2 separate regions of the Homo sapiens genome follow, and region 2 is linked to region 1. Evidence: chromatin loops called from intact Hi-C (ENCODE). Cell type or tissue: K562. All regions are shown on one strand. Each heading gives the region's core, and the rest is flanking DNA. Links, peaks and the distances in the headings are about the cores only. Region 1 has its middle 370 kb from the start of GPAT3. Region 2 overlaps LINC02994 (long intergenic non-protein coding RNA 2994).

What was found. Peaks named below come from ENCODE experiments on the same cell type or tissue, not always from the same donor. Only the 100,000 strongest peaks of a DNase experiment are listed, where the experiment ranks them.
Region 2: a loop joins it to region 1, with 4 times the contacts of the local background. A loop is called at or near these places in 8 of 110 quality-filtered maps.

Annotation. Positions count from the first base shown.
Region 1 is chr4:83,902,373-83,910,714 of GRCh38, forward strand. No RefSeq gene overlaps it. Among named protein-coding and RNA genes, the nearest start is that of GPAT3, 370 kb to the left of the region's middle. In K562, for the core only: a CTCF peak has its summit at 3,774 (motif pointing right); no DNase peak of the experiment used is centred there.
Region 2 is chr4:84,240,461-84,248,802 of GRCh38, forward strand. LINC02994 (long intergenic non-protein coding RNA 2994) reads right to left here. Exons shown (of 9, transcript NR_125909.1): 5 at 2,651-2,756. It also overlaps the pseudogene LOC152845. Among named protein-coding and RNA genes, the nearest start is that of LINC02994, 55 kb to the right of the region's middle. RefSeq lists enhancers at 3,390-4,363, 4,364-5,337. In K562, for the core only: a CTCF peak has its summit at 4,176 (motif pointing left); no DNase peak of the experiment used is centred there; H3K4me3 peaks cover 335 bases.

The DNA of each region.
Region 1 (8,342 bases), core at 198-8,197:
ACTGGGGGCTAAAAAAGAGTGTTTTTCTATCATTTTGTTTTTTCTTATTCGCTGAAGAAGATTTTAAAGGAGGTGAGTCCCCTTATCTATCATTTGTTTATCTAGTGACAGACTGCTGTCTTTTTACTTAATTTAAGATCAATTGGTTCATATGAACTCATGGATTTCAAACATAATTTAAATGTATTTCTTGGTTTTCAATCTGTTGGACTGCTTATCCTTATTCGAGTTTACATTGTTTCATCTTTGGCCAGTGAGATCCTGAGGAATTGATTTCTGAGACCTTTTGCCATGACCCTAGTAATCTTACATGGACTCTTTGCTATCCATTTGATATGTCAAGATGTTTCAGGGTCATCTTGTACATTTTCTGATGCTGACCTGAAAACAGCTATATTTTGAAAAGCTCTGCTGCTTGATTGTTTTTTTTTATAGAGATGGTTTTTCAAAACCACAGCCTAAGTACGAGAGAGCCTTATTTCTACTTGGTTGATCATTGTTTCTTGGCCTTTTCAGTGGACAGAGCTAGGACACACACATACGCACTTTATAATATGAATAATATATGCATTATATATTGTATTATGTAAATACAAAAATATAAAATATTACTGAAATAAATATTTTTAGTGTAAACACACAAAATACTTATAAATTCATACCAATATTTCCAATTTATATTTAAGCTTAGTGTGCTTTAATTTATCTGGATCTATATTATATCCTTGTCTTCTGAATTCTGCACCAAGAATTTTAGTTCTCAAGGGCACAGGAGTAATAGAATTAGGAAACCCCATAATTATTTGTTTTCCTTTTGTATACATACAATAGGGTGAGAACAACAATACTAATACTACCATTGCCAATTCTAAAAAAACTGAAAACAGGTTATCATTTGTTTTATATATGTTAGTCCTGTACTCCCCACAGTTTTTAATAATTTTACTGGATTTGTATTATTAGATCACATAGCCATTACATACTATAATTTCTCCCGTTTAATCCTCACTTAATTCTATAAATTGCTACATACTTAATGTTTTTCACCAGTCTCTACTGATCTTGGTTGTTTGAAGCTTGTTCTGTAGTAGATTCCTTGAGAAGTACTCGTGAGGAGAATAGAAACTGAACTATTATCGCTTGCTGTCTGTCTCCTGTATATTTGAATGTTAGTTTTTCTGAATATAAAATATTTGGTGCACTTTTTTTCTTGAGTGTTTTAAATCAGTTATTCAGTTTTCTTTTGGGATAAACTGTTGTTGAAAAGTCTAATGACAGACTAATAATCCAATCAATTATGTAAGTCATATGTTCTTTAGTCCAGATTCCAAAAGAATTTTTTCTTTAAATTCCTGTTCTTTTACAAGAATATTTATTTCTTGCTTTTTGTTATTCTGGGTTTATATTTTCAAGTATATATTGTACATTTTCAATATGTAGTTTCAAGTCTTTTTTATTTCAGAAATTTGTTTTTGAATTATATTCTTGAGAATTTGTTTTAGTGCTTATCAATACTGGTTTTCTTCTTCAGGTATTCATATTATCCGTGTGTTGGGTCTTCTTAACTGCTTCAATATTTCTCTCTTTTCCCACATCATTTTCATCTCTTTCTTCATTTGCTTTTGATGTTTAATTTTTTTCTCCTTTTTTCTTCTATTTATTTCAAAGTATTGTTATTTACTCATTTTCTTTTAATTAAGTCTTCACTTTTAAAATAATTGTTTCTTAATTTCTAATTATTTCTTGAGTGTTATCTCAGTCAATTATTCTAATTTTGATTTATGTTACTGTCATATTGTATTACTTTCTTAATGACTTTAAATCATTTTGAAGTATTATGTTACAGTTTTGATTGCTTTTTGAAATTTTTTTTCTGGCATGCTTTTCTTTTCTATAGTTGTGCTATGCAATATAGTACCAACTAGCCTCATATAGCTATTTACATTTTAATTAGTTAAAATTTAATAAAGTTAAAATTTGGTTCCCTGGGCTCATTAGTCAATAGTCACATGTGTCTAGGAGCCACTATGTTGGATGGCACAGATATAGAACATTTCCATCACCAGGAAAAGTTCTATTGGGCAGACCTGAACTATAAGGATGTTATTCTGTTTCTTATTTATCTTTTCTCTTATAGTAACTATCTAAGATATAGACTTCAATACATTCCTGCTGCTCATTTTCATGTTAATTTAGTTTTTTGAGAATGTTAGAAGGAGCCTTGGTTCAGATAGCTGTGCAACTTTATAGAACTCCCTCTTCTCCTTTTGTTTGTTTGCTTATTTTTATGTTGTGCCAAGAAGCATGACAGCTTGATTTCTGAGATTTCTTGCTAATTTTCTAGATCAGAAACATTTCTTTTCTTTGTCTTTTTTTTTGTCCATATCTTGCTTAACTTTTAAAAAATTGTATTTATTTATTTTTTAAAGAAGGGGTCTTACTCTGTTGTCTACAGTAGTGCAGTCATAGCTCATTGCAGCCTCAAAACCCTGGGCTCAAGAGATTCTCTCACTTCAGCCCCTGAGTAGATGGGACAGTAGGCATGTGCCACTATGTCTGGCTATTTTTTTTTCTTTTAATTTTTTTAGAGACTGGGTATTACTATGCATCTCAGGCTGGTCTCGAATTCCTCACTTTAAGCAATTCTCCTGCCTTAGCCAGGATTACAGGCACCACCCACCATGCCTGACCTGCTTCATTTTGATCCCACTGTCACCATTTCTCCTCGGTATGAGTCCCCATCCTAAAAGACACACCTGGCTGGTCAGTTTCCAGTGTGCACAGTGGCTAGACTGCTCCAGCTCTTTTAGGTATTTACTTATGTCCTTTGTACACACATGATATTAGATTGAGCAAAACTGTCCCAGTGTCATCTCCTATTCTCAAATTGGCTTGCCAAGATTTCTAGTAATATCTGCTGGCTATTTTGAGGCTCTCCTATTCTTAGTCCATAGACCTGTATTGTTTTTCTTTGCTTTTTCCTGCACTGATGTTGGCAGTATGAACATCTTGTGGCTGCTGGTGGCTTTTCCACCTTATGTGATTTTGGGGATTCACACCATGTGGATACCTTGCCATCTAGTTTTATTGTAAATGTGATCTATGTGTTTTCGATCTGGCTATCTAGTTGCTCTGACTGTTATAATGGGATACATCAATGGGATACATATATGGTCAGATCCATGGACCAATTCCTTTGAAGAATACATTATTTAAAAATCTTCATAAACTTCTCTTCACGGTTACCTTGCTTTAGTTTGAGCAAAGTACTAGGTTTCCATCAGGATTTGACTTGAGGTAAAAGGTTGTTATAGACCATGCAGCTGTTCCCTCTTTCAGATGTTCTCCACCTTATTTATTCTGGGTGGGGCTCACAATGGCTGAGTTTTTATTGCATTTGAAACTACATTGTAAGACATTTTTCTGCCCATATTATGTCTACTGGAAACACTTAGTGTATGTTGCTTAGTTGGCTAGCTGCCGAATTTTTGCACTTCCTTCTTGTTGTTTGGAACATCAAGATGTATCTGAGACTTATTTAAGTGGGAACCTTGGTTCGATATATATTTGTGTGTGTATACATATTTGTGCATATGCAGTAACTCTTTGTAAAAGTTCAGTGTTGAAGTATCTTCATAGATCTTCTAACAAGGTTTTTCATCTTGGCACTATTGGCATTTTGGTCCAGATTATTCTTTTTGTGGGGGGCTGTCCTGTGCATTGTAAGATGTTTAGCAGCATCCCTGCCCTCTACCCACTAGATGTCAGTAGCATCCCCCAGTTGTGACAACCAAAAATGTCTCCAGACATGGCCAAAATCTGGGTGAGAGTGCAGAGGGTGGGTGCTGCAGCAGCTGCTGCTGCTGGCAGTGGTGGTGGTGGTGGTGGAATGGGGATTAACCCCTGTTGAAAACCATGGTCTAACAGTTATCTCAGTTGGTAGTTAAAGAATGGGCAGAAGGAGGAACAATTATTTATATAAGGTCACACTGCTATGTCAGAACTGTTTTCTAGACTCTCCTGGAAGACATTACAAAGAAACAGATAATTATGTCTAATTATACTTCATCTTTTGAAAGTAAATGTTCAAAAGATTTTGGTAATCAGGATAAAGACCTTTTTTTTTTTTTTTTTTGGACCAAACTGTTATTTTGATGGCCTCTACTGTGGATATTTATTGCAAGAGGAAAAAGTGTTCACTGTTGCTTCTTGGAACATAGACTGAAACACTCCACAGGCATGCCTTTGTACTTTGGAGAAAATTGGGAAACAGTTGTTTAGATAGTAAGATTCTGTTGGTTTGTTGATTTCTAGTAAGACAATTATTTTGAGATTGCCTTCTCTTTTGGAATTTTCTTTGACAGAGTTGGCCAAGAAGAAGAAGAAAAAGTACTGATAAATATTCCTCATCACTAAAGACTGCTGGGAAAGCAGCCAAACTGGTGAGGAAATAGGGAGCTCGGTGTCTTTTTTAACTGGGGGGAAGAATCCTAAGTCCAACTTGGTAATGCCTTTCTCCATCGCCATCTTTTGGAGATTTATGACAATATATTGTTTTAAACCCTGTAACATCTTTAAGACAATTGGCAGAAATGAGAACGAGGGAGAGAGAGAGAGAGACAGACAGAGAGAATGAGAATAAAAGCACAGCACTTATTAACAAGTTCAGCACAAGTTTATTATTAAATGTTTCTTAAAGGTAGCATCACTGATATTTTGGTGTTTACCAAATATTGCTGTTTTCATTCTCATGTTTTTCCTGAAACTATAAGTTTGAGACATATTAGAAGAAGAATGTGGGCAAGACTTCGCTGTGATAAAGCTGCCCTATAATTTCAGGTTTTTAAAAATTACAGAGTGGTATGAAAGCATAAAATATGTTTTTTAGATTCAACAATTTTTTTCTCTAATGCTGTTCATGGATGTCAGCCAATGAGACCATTTCACAGGTAAGGCTCCTTCAAAATATATCTTTTCATTGCTTAAGAAATTAATCATTTTCCCCTTATGGGAATCCAATATAAATGCTTCTCAGATTGCATTTTACTTATTGGTAAATGGCATTTACCAATATCTTGGAAGAGAATAACTTGGAAGAGAAACTTGAGAATAACTTGAATAACTTGGAAGAGAAATAAAGCAAAATGGAAGGGCAAATAACATTTATTGAGCCCATAAACATATATTTGTTGTCTCCTGCAACCTTTAAAGCAGCTCTATGAGTAAGTATTCTTATCCCCATTTTTCAGATCAGGAGATATCCCAATATAATTAATAATATCCCACAAATGAAACTCTCATATTTGCTTTACAATTGACAAAGAACTCCAAAGGTATGGAATGTGCATCAGGCTATTAGAAGTGTATAGTCACTGATTTAATAGCCCTTTATTAATACACATGCATACATGTTTTCTAGATATGAAGCCTTTTAGAATTATATTATCTAATAATATCCGTAAGGGAGAGGACCTTCTAGTCTTGTTTACTTATCAACGATGAATAAAAATAGATGTCTATGTATGTAATAGATAGTATATATATATATTTGCTGATAGAATTAATTTATAAAAAGGAGCATAATAATGTTCACCTGAAGAGTTGTAAGAATTGAATGAGAAAATGCAGCGAAGCAGCAGACCTCATGCAGACACTCCATAAATGCTCATTCCCTTCTCTTCACTGTAAACCTCCCTCCTGAATGAGCTCCTGCTCTTTATGTCTCCATTCTTGATACCCATCAGTGACTGCCATTTGCTTTCAGATGAAATCTCCTTCAGTGGCCACTCTTGTTATGCCTGGATTGGGCCATCCTATTCCAGGCATGGAAGTATCCTTTTAAAGTAATCAGTGACTTCCGGGACAACGCCAATTCTAAAGCATTCTATATGAAAGTAGGCTAACAAGTATGATTCCAAGTACAGGGCACAAAGGATAAGACATCTGTTTGAACTGTTAAGGAGGCATTGAAAGGGCCATTTTTTAAAAATTATTATACTTTAAGTTCTAGGGTACATGTGCACAACGTGCAGGTTTGTTACATATGTGTACATGTGCCATGTTGGTGTGCTGCACCCATTAACTCGTCATTTACATTAGGTATATCTCCTAATGCTATCCCTCCCCTCTCCCCCCACCCCACGACAGGCCCCGGTGTGTGATGTTCCCGAAAGGGCCATTTTGGGGGATGAAAAAAGGAGAGTGGAAATAAAAATTAAAGATCCATTTACCCCTTGGTGGTTCCTCTTCACTAATATTCATTGAACCTGCATTAGTGAGTTGGGGCTGAGAAACTAAGTGTTTCCAAATGTCCATGGAAAATTCTGTGTTCAGATGCTTTTTTAGAGTTCACATTGACTTATAAACACTAATTTTATTTCATCGAATTTGTTCTGCAGCTCTATCCTGATGAATATATGACACCCAGAGAAACAACAATTTTCTTCACTTTTCTTTTTTATCTTTAATTTCAAACCTAGTTCCCCATATGCATTTAGGAAACAGAAGAATCTAAGATTTTTCTTATGTATAGTTACGTGCATTTTAACAAACTTTGGACTTCAGAGATTAGCTACGCCTTCCTGCTCTGCAGAATTCTAACTGCTACCTGCATAATAATGAACCATTGAGAAGTGGGGAGAGAGAGAAGCTCCTGTGTGGCAGTTATGCCTGGGAAAGAGAATTTAGCTTTCATCAAGTTTACTGATAATCCTCAATCTTCATATGGAAATGTGACTCATTTCTCTGAGCTGCCTGCCACATATGTTTCAGAATATATATATATATATATATATATATATATATATATATATATATATTTATTTTTAAAGGGCAAGGGCATACGTTTTCTCTCTATGCCCCCTGTCTCCAATGGAATTTAATAGGAAATGATTAACGTTGGCAAACTTGAGGGGATGAGTTAAGGAGGGTTGATTTTGTATGGAGAAGAAAAGTGAAGCAAGAGAACAGAATTTCTGTATTTTCATTTTCTGCATAGAAAGTTATCCAGGTTTTTTTGTAAATTATAATGTTTTAACCTGAAAGAGATAATCCATTTGTCAGTGTTCTGGGAATCCTAAAGTGCTAATCAAATGTTAGTATATACAGCCAAACATTGATTATTTTTAATATGACGTTTTCCCCCAGGCCTTACACAATGTACCTATGGGATGACCTTTACATCAACAGCACAAAATTGACTTGCTTCATTCACTAAAAATGCCAGTGTCCTCTCACTCTCCCCACACACATTAAAAACAACGACCACAACACATGTAAAGTTATTCCCAAGGACTGTCTCTCCTGTGCTGAGAAACAAGTTGGTCAAGGATGATCCTCGGGTGTCCTTGGATGTCTTTGTCCTTTCCTCCGTCTGTTGCCCCCTAGCTTTGGTACATCTCCAGGGTAGGGAAATATTTGTTACATGTTTGTACCTGCACAATCACCTACCATATTATTACCTGGCTCAGCCTAGGTGGCCAGTGAATGATTAAGAAATTTGATTAACTAACACATTCTGCCTTGTCATCCCGTATGTTGGTTTTTTCATCTGAGATTGTTATCAGCAACCTATCTATGCTTGCATCTGCGTTATTAATGATGCGAAGAATCTTTCTCTCTATCCTTGCTTGGAGTAGAGGGTTGGGAATGAATGAACTCTAATGTTCCTTACAGCTTCCAGACATTTTGTATCATGTTTGTTAATATGATACAAACAGACCTGAGTGTGAATTCTGATTTTGCTGCTTGAAAGAAATGTTGGCTTGGAAAAGCTTAACTTTCAGTGCTTGCATCGGAGGTGGTTAATGAATGTACGTTGAATAAATTAATGTTCTCTAAGCCTCATTCCCTAAAATGAAGAAAATAATATGCAATGTACTTAATAGTGCTATTAAAGATCTCATTTGGCAAATTTAGGAAGGTAGAAAATTATTTTGATGTCTTACAAACATACTTTTGGATAATCATCTGCCGTTTTTCCTGCCCTTTCTACATACTTGTAGTCTTCTGAACGATCTATCTATCTATCTATCTAGATTTCAAGGAAGGTTAATATCTGATATTATGTTGTATTTCTGTGGTTCCCTATGTTCTCACAACATACTGTTTAACTTTGCCATTTCAGCAACCATCTGAGGTAATTGAGGATATCATTTGCTTGTTGCAGACCAGAAACTTGAGCCTCAGAAAGAATTTGACTTACCTAAAGTTACAGGAGTCTCCAACGTATGATGAGAACTTAGATTTTCTGACTTAATATCTGGGAGGTTTTGCCACTGCCTTGTTGTTCTCTCAGTGATCAGGATTTCTAAAATGAACTGAACATTTATTTATCTCCACAT
Region 2 (8,342 bases), core at 73-8,072, 340 kb after region 1:
AAGATAGTGGTTTACAGGGAAGTATGAAAGTCAGGTTCCAGTTAAAATAATGCTGTTTCTGTTTCTATTGAAAATTAGGAACTGATTTATGGTGATTTGATGGGACAGATTAACAGCTCTAGAGGGACTCCTTTCCAGTCTACCTTCCTTCCACCAGCCAATCCCCTTACCTCAGGAGATCAAGTGATGATATGAGTGGGTCAAGTCCAAACATATTAATTGGGATACTTAGTATCATCAAAATAATTTAAATAAATCACTGTTGGGGCAAACACTGTCTTCTTTTCTTAGTGTAATCCTATAATCTGAATGTTAAAAACACAGAGAACTAAGATTTGAGTATGGGGATAAGGGAAAGCAAATCAGGAAGGCTACTCTGCAATCTTGATCCTGGCTTCAGGGCTGCCTATTGCAAGCTAATAGAGTTATGGATTCCATGTGTTATGATCTGGATCATTAGGAGACCTTCTTAGGTTGAAGTTAAAGAGAGAAAGTTTGAGTCGAACTGCAGAAGTTTGAAGAGGGCATGACCTCCCCATACCATCCTTAGGATCTTGATATGGTTTGGTAGTTATTCTATCGTGTAGACTCAGGATCCTGAATCCTGGGAAAATAACATCTTAAACAACCATCTTAACACAATATATTCCCCCCTCCGGAGACTTGTTGGTAGTAAATAGAAAATTTTTGCTGATGGCAACAATCCCATGGAGAATGGCAGATTCTACTGCAATTTCTAGAGAGCTGAATGAACAAGTACAGCACAGATTAGGAGCTTGGATTTTAGAAAATACAACAGAAGATGGTGTGGGGCAATTAACAAGTGGGAGATTACTGCCATGTAGTAATATGGTGCCTGTCTTCACTCCAGGGATCTTCAGTAAAGTTATTAACCTCAAAGAATTCATGAGTGGGTTTGAAAATTGAAAAGTTAGGAGGGGATGAAGTCTATAGTTGCTCCTCCCGGTGCCTCTGTCTCTGGGCGGAGCTATACCACAGGATTTGCACTAATCCTGAGGAAGGGGCCAGACTTGTACAGACTGTGTGATAGCATGAGTCAAGTTTCTAAAAATCAAAGCATTAGAGAAGTCTGTATGACATTTAGTTTAACTATGGGAGTCCCACGTGTGTTCCTTCCTCTAAAGCACTCAGTTGTATTTTGGATTTAATCACTACCTTAAAACTGGGAAAAGTGGGCCTTCTATGAAATTGCCAACCTGTGAAGATAGAGAAAAATATAACACACACTGAGAATCAGGCACTGGGGCCCAGGTATTTCTTAATGCAGCAAGTTATCCAAGTGATGAAGTAGCCAGCACAGAATTGGTTTATAGCCCAGCGCTTGAGAGTCATTGATTCAGGATATTGTACTTTTCTTCATGTTAACATGGGTAATCAAGAGTTAGTTTTCATCACCTGACAGTTGTTAGGAATTATTTTTCCCCAATTATTTTTCTCTGATGTTTATTAAAATGCAGATTTTTGAGCCTCAAAAGGGCTTACTGAATGGGAATCTCTTGAGAATGAAGCCCAGGAATCAAAAGATGACACAAATTTTTCTAAGTTGATTGAAGTTTGAAAACTATAGTTCTTTCCTTTCTATTCCCATAATGTGAGACATTTCTGTGCTCACCCACTATCAATCTTGCTTCCTATGACCAGATGACTAATGTGTTCCAGATCCTTCAGCTTTCCTATCCCTTGCTGTTATCACTACTGTAACTTCTGCCAAACAAAGGATGCATCTTCATCTTCAATGGGGTGGCTCTGGATCGCTGGCCTAAAGTATTGTGTAACGGCCTCTAACTACTCACATTCCTGCACCAAAGCCTGCACTTCTGAGTTTCCGACATTTACCGCCCAGTGATGGAGTTAGAAACTTATGTATGGGATTATATATGATCTAGCAATTCCACTTCGGAGTAGTGGTAGTGAAACTGAGTTTAAACGTCAAAATAATGGAAAGCAAAGATTTAATCAGATATTTGAATACACCCATGTTCATAGGAGCATTATTCACAGTAGCCAAAAGGTGGAAGTAGCCCAACTGTTCATCAATGGACAAGGGATAAATAAAATGTGGTCAACAATGGAATATTATTTAACCTTTAAAAAGGAAGGATATGCTGATACATCCTACAGCATGGATGAACCTTGAAGCCCTTATGAAGACATTATGCTAAGTGAAATACGCCAGTCACAAAAAGACAAAAAAAGTATTATACAATGTATGAGGTATCTGAAATAGACAAATTTATAGAAGTAGAAAGTAGAATGGTGGTTGCCAGGGGCTGAGAGGAAGAAAAAATGGAGAGATGGTGCTTCTTGGGTATGGAGTTTCAGTTTTGCAAGATAAAAAAAAAATCATTGAGATTGTTTGCACAACAATGTGAATATTACTACTGAGTGTACACTTAGGAATGGTTAAAATGGTAAATTTTATATTATGTATGTTTTATCACGATTAATCATGAATAAAAATAATACAAAAAATCAGTTGCCATTTGGCTTAACTTGTTGTCATTGTTAAAAAAAAAAGCCCTCCACACATCAGGCAGCTGTCATTATATGGCACCATTTTACCTGAACATGGCTTCAACTGTCCTCTACAAGTATATAAGTTTCCTGTATCGGATAGAAAATGCCTCACCTGAGATTCCAACAACAATCTTCTCTAGCTCCCATTTCGATCATTTCCTCCCAAAGGTTGAAGGGCAATCTTCATGGGTGATTGTTGGTGTCCTTTTCTAGACAGCCTAGAAGGAAGAAATTAGACTGATCAGCACTTTAAAACATTGAATGTCCTTCAAGGACAGCAACTTATACACAGAGGCCATCACAAGAAAGGTAGGTACATTAATCATCTCCCCAGCTGGAAACGAAGGAGAAGAAATAAATAAACAGCCCATCATCATGATCAGGTATCAAAGGTTCGTTTTAGGTCATACCCCCATTAAAAAGAATTTCAATGCTGTCAGGAGCAATGTCATGAATCTCTTGTACTTCTTTTATGAGTAATTCATGCAGGGAGGAATCACCCTCCCTATGAGCTCCATAATGAGTGCCCCTGTCAATTTCTCTGCCTTTCCACTTTTGGTCATCTCAAAGCAAGGATAGAGAAGTACTATACATTTACCCCTGCATTGAGTGCCTGTGTCTTAAATAAATATTAAGTGAAGTTAGTGCAACTGGTAAAAAAGTCAATAACTTAGAAAATAATATTAGCATTTTGTTCTATGTTTGGGTTTTATCATGTGAGGTTATCATTTTAAAGTTATTACTTAAACGTCTTAAAAATAGCTCACTTTTAAAATATGTATTTGTATAGAAATACTAGAAAATGCTGACAACCAAAAAAGATTAAAAATCTGAAAATACTGGCGGAGCCCGAGCGCCGCCCAACCCGCAGCGGTGGGGCCCCGAGTGCGGCGAAGAGATTGTTTTCTCAAAGCTGCATTGGAGGCTGTGACAGAGCTGAGAGCCTGTGTGGAGCGGACGGTGAGGAATTCTCAATAACATGGCCCTTTGCCATTAGCCTTGCCATGACCACATTTTTCACCAGCGTCCCCCGCTGGATTCAAGATGCAAATCAGGAGGAAGTGGGCTGGAAACTAGTTCCCAGGCCTCGGGGCCGGGAGGCGGAGAGTCAAGTGAAGTGCCAATGTGAAATTTCGGAGAAACCTTTCTCAAATGGAGAGAAGCTGAGGCCTCACAGCCTCCCACAACCAGAGCAGAGACCATATAGCTGCCGTCAGCTGCACTGTGGCGAGTCTTTTGCTTCCAAATACAAGCTGTATAGGCACATGGCCACCCACTCAGCCCAGAAACCCACCAGTGTATGTACTGTGATAAGGTGTTTCACCGCAAGGATCATCTGCGGAACCATCTGCAGACCCATGACCCTAACAAAGAGGCCCTCCGCTGCTCTGAGTGCGGTAAGAATTACAATACGAAGCTGGGCCACCGGCGCCACCTGGCCATGCATGCTGCCAGCAGCGGTGACCTCAGCTGCAAGGTGTGCCTGCAGACCTTTGAGAGTACCCAGGCCCTGCTAGAGCACCTGAAGGGCCACTCACGCCGGGTAGCAGGCAGTGCCAAGGAGAAGAAGCACCCCTGTGACCACTGCGACCGGCGGTTCTATACTCGTAAGGATGTACAGCGGCACCTAGTGGTGCACACAGGCCGTGAGGACTTCCTGTGTCAGTACTGTGCCCCGCGGTTTGGCCGTAAGGACCACCTGATGCGTCATGTCAAGAAGAGCCACTTGCAGGAGCAGCTCAAGATCAAGACAGAGCCCGTGGGGACATGTTAGGCCTACTTAGCTGCAGCTCCACAGTCAGTGTGAAGGAAGAGCTGAGCCCTGTGCTGTGCATGGCCTCTCGGGAAGTAATGGGAACCAAGGCCTTCCCTGGCATGTTGCCCATGGGCATGTATGGTGCCCACATCCCTACCATGCCCAGCACGGGCGTGCAACACTCTCTGATGCACAACACGCTGCCCATGGGTATGAGCTGCCCTCTGGAATCCTCACCTATCTCTTCCCCAGCTCAGCTCCCTCCAAAATACCAGCTTGGATCTACCTCATACTTGCCCGACAAATTGCCCAAAGTGGAGGTGGATAGTTTTCTGGCGGAGCTTCCTGGAAGCCTGTCTCTCTCAGCCGCTGAACCCCAGCCCGCCTCACCTCAGCCGGCGGCAGCTGCGGCCCTCCTAGATGAAGCACTGTTTGCCAAGAGCCCCGCCAACCTCTCTGAGGCCCTCTGCGCTGCTAACGTGGACTTCTCCCACCTACTGGGCTTTCTTCCACTCAACCTGCCCCCGTGTAACCCACCTGGGGCCACGGGAGGCCTGGTCATGGGCTACTCCCAGGCAGAGGCACAGCCCCTGCTCACCACTTTGCAAGCTCAGCCTCAAGATTCCCCAGGAGCGGGGTGACCACTGAACTTTGGGCCTCTGCACTCCTTGCCTCCTGTCTTCACGTCTGGCCTGAGTAGCACCACCCTGCCTCGTTTCCACCAAGCATTCCAGTAGCCCCCACAGAGGTCCTCAGCTCAGTTTTTGGCTCTGTTAGGGAGCCTTAGTACCCACCCCGTCCGTGTCCCCCATGAAGGCTTCTCTGCTCTCCATCACATCACTTCCACTTCTTGTGCCCCTGCCCCCGCCTCCAGTTTTCCCCTAGTATCCAGCAAGGTTTCTTGCAACAAATGATTAGTTCTTCTCTTCTGACTTGTGGGGCTCCCTGCCGCAGAGAGCACAGCCCTTGCCCAGAGCCCAGGAACCCCATCCTTGCTTCATCTTAGATCTTCATGGGCTTCACTCTTCCCACTCATGGAAGGGAGGCAACTCAGGGACCTCCATTGTGGGACCCTTGAGACACCTCCACTCTGATTCAGAAACACACTTCTACCTCTTTACTGTTAACTCTTAACAGATGCAGTCAGCAGTTTCTGGGCACTTCTCTCAGTAGGTGCCTCATACTGACTTCTCCACTAGGGTTTCAGGACAAACTACCAAGGAACTGCCTCAGCCTGGTACCAGTCCTCCCTCACCCACCTTCTGTCTAGGTTCACTTGGTTTGTCATCAGGAACTGAGCAGGTCCAGGACTCAGGCTTCTGCTTCAGCCCAAGCCAGTACTCCTTGTTTGAGGTAAAGGCCTTAACATTTAGTTCCCTAGCCCTCGATTGGAAGCAATTTGGAGTGTGTTTCGATATAGGCAGGGTAGCTTGGGATACCTTTTAAAAAACAAAACCAGATATTAAAATGTCTGGCAAGGTTAGAATCAGACTAGATGGTTTGCTTCTAAAAGTTAGTTTCAGTGAGTCCCAGGGACTAATTAAGGTTTATTTTAAAAAGCGTCTACCTTGATACGCAGCCACCTCCTGCATGCTGTCATGTTATTGGGACTTGTATTATAGGTGATGGTATGTGAGAATCGAGTTGGGACTCGCTGTTGCCATCCTCCTTGTTGTATCTGGTTTTCATCACTAGACCCAGCAACCCTTCTCACCTTAACTGCCACCTTCCCTACACCCTCAGTTTACAGAGGCCATTGGGCCTCTGGCTGCAGAATACAAAGTCCTGGGCTGTTAGAGGAGTCCTTTCCTCTCTGCCTGCCCTTTCCTGTCCCTCCCTCGAATTCTCTCTCCCCATAAGTGATGCTGGGAAAGTCATAGGACTGGCAAAGCAACTGTTTGAACCCTTGTAACTGGGGCCTTGCCCCCACATCCTGTCTTTTCTCCTTGCCTTCCTCACTCCTGTGTCCTCCCATCTATCCTGTCTTTCCTTTCCTCCTCCCTCAGTGTCCTCAGCACCCACAAGGAATTTTCCTATCACTGTGAACTTTGCTGGTACAGAGGAATAATATCTGCCTTCACCTTTTTTTTTGGACCATAGCTAGCCAGTCATTTCTTAAACCTCCCTTCCTAAAATCTGGGGGGCTGGGGGTGGGGGAAGCCTTAGTGGCCTGGTTGTTCAAAGGACAAGAATAGCTTTATCCTACACTCAGTACCCAAACTCACTTCAGTATGCTCACTGAGGCCATGAGAACCTGAGGGGCATCTGCCCAGGACAGGAGCCATGGCATATGACAAAGACCAATGAGGGACCAGGAAAAACAGGGGTGATGTCCCCTTTCCCTGCCATCTCCAGCCTCTGTCAGCAATGAGCTATTCCCCTCCCACCCTACACAGTAGCTGGTCAGGGCTGAATGCAGTCCTGAGGGTAAGGGGATGACATGCCCAGGTGTCAGCTCAAAGGATCTCTGCATCATCTTGAGGTGGGAGGCAGGGAAGGGAGCACCAATGAGGATCCCCCCCGCCCAACCTTTTACAAATGGCATTTTCTTAATTGAAATCCGGGAAGCAGGTGTGATTAGTTTTTTGCTCGTAGATACTGTCCTAAGTTGGAATTCTCCCACTGCCCTAAAACCTTCCCTAGTAGTCCTTTAAATTCCCCCTTCCCTTTTTGGTAGCTGTTTTCTCCGTCCTCTCTCCACCTCCCCTCTTATCTAGGAGCTGTTTGTAAGCAAGATTTTTTAACAGGTTATATTGTACAGGATCAATATTTTGCTTTTTAACAAGGATATTTGTGTAATAAGAAACTTTGCCTTAGGCAGGTGTTGGCCAGAAAAGTCCAGATTCCTCTGGGACCCCACCCTGGCCTCTCCTGAAACTCTGAACCTGCTGTGGAAGGGATTGGCCTTGACCTTCACCTTTGGAGAGTAGGGTCTATGGCGAGGGAAAAGGGTGTTCACCATAAACATCTAGTGCCTCCATGGAGGGGTTTGGAAAAATTCCAGTCCAATTTCTTTGTGTGTCAGCTGACTTCCTTAGCTGATTTTTTGCACTTGCACCTTTCCACCTCTGCATATTTGGCACTAGAACTCCTGAGACACCACTTCTCACGCTTCTCCTTCCCTACCAGCGGTCAAGGCTTTGGAGCCAGTCTCTTGTAACTTCAGATTATTTAAAGAGAAAAATACAAGACAGAAATCTTCTAGCACTTTGTAAACACAGTGAATAACCTCTTAGAGTATTTTTGGCTTCATATAAAACAAGGTTTTTAATTGTAAAGTATAAGTGCCATTAGAAAATGCACAGGGCATATCTCTGTTAAAGTAGGTTTTTCAATGTTTTACAGAATTACATTTTCAAAAAAAGGTTTTTATAATGAAGTTGTTTATTAAAAACTTCTGAATGATGAAAAAAATATGAAAATTAACATTTACTCTCAGCTGCCAAGTGAAAAGAATGATCACTTATTAGCATCTTGTTATATCTTACAATTTTTTTTAATAATAGAGACAAGGTCTTGCTATGTTGCCCAGGCCATTCTCAAACTCCTTGATTCAAGTGATCCTCCTGCCTCAGCCTCTCAAAGTGTTGGGATTACAGGCATGAGCCACTATGGCCAGGCACAAAATTTTTAAAAACTGCATGAGTGCACACACTTACACACACACACACACACACACATGCAAATAGATAAATATGTTTTGAAAATTGATACCCTATTGCCCATTTTGGTAGGCAGAATTCTGAGATGACTCCAAAAATTTTGTGCCGGACACCAGAGGTATCCCAAAATAGGGCATTGGCCTCTAGAAACACCAGGAAAATATGTGGAGGGGTAAACACAAGCCCATACCAAGCCCACTGAAACACCCCCAAGAACACAGCCTAATGATGCAGTGCCAGCAACACCCTCTGTATGTGGGAAGAATAGAAAATTGTACTGATATCTTTAAATGAAGGGATTATAGAAAAGAAAAAAAGAATAAAATAAGACATATTCCCTTCCTATTCCAGAAAGTAGGTTAGGAAAAGAGACATTACCCATTAAA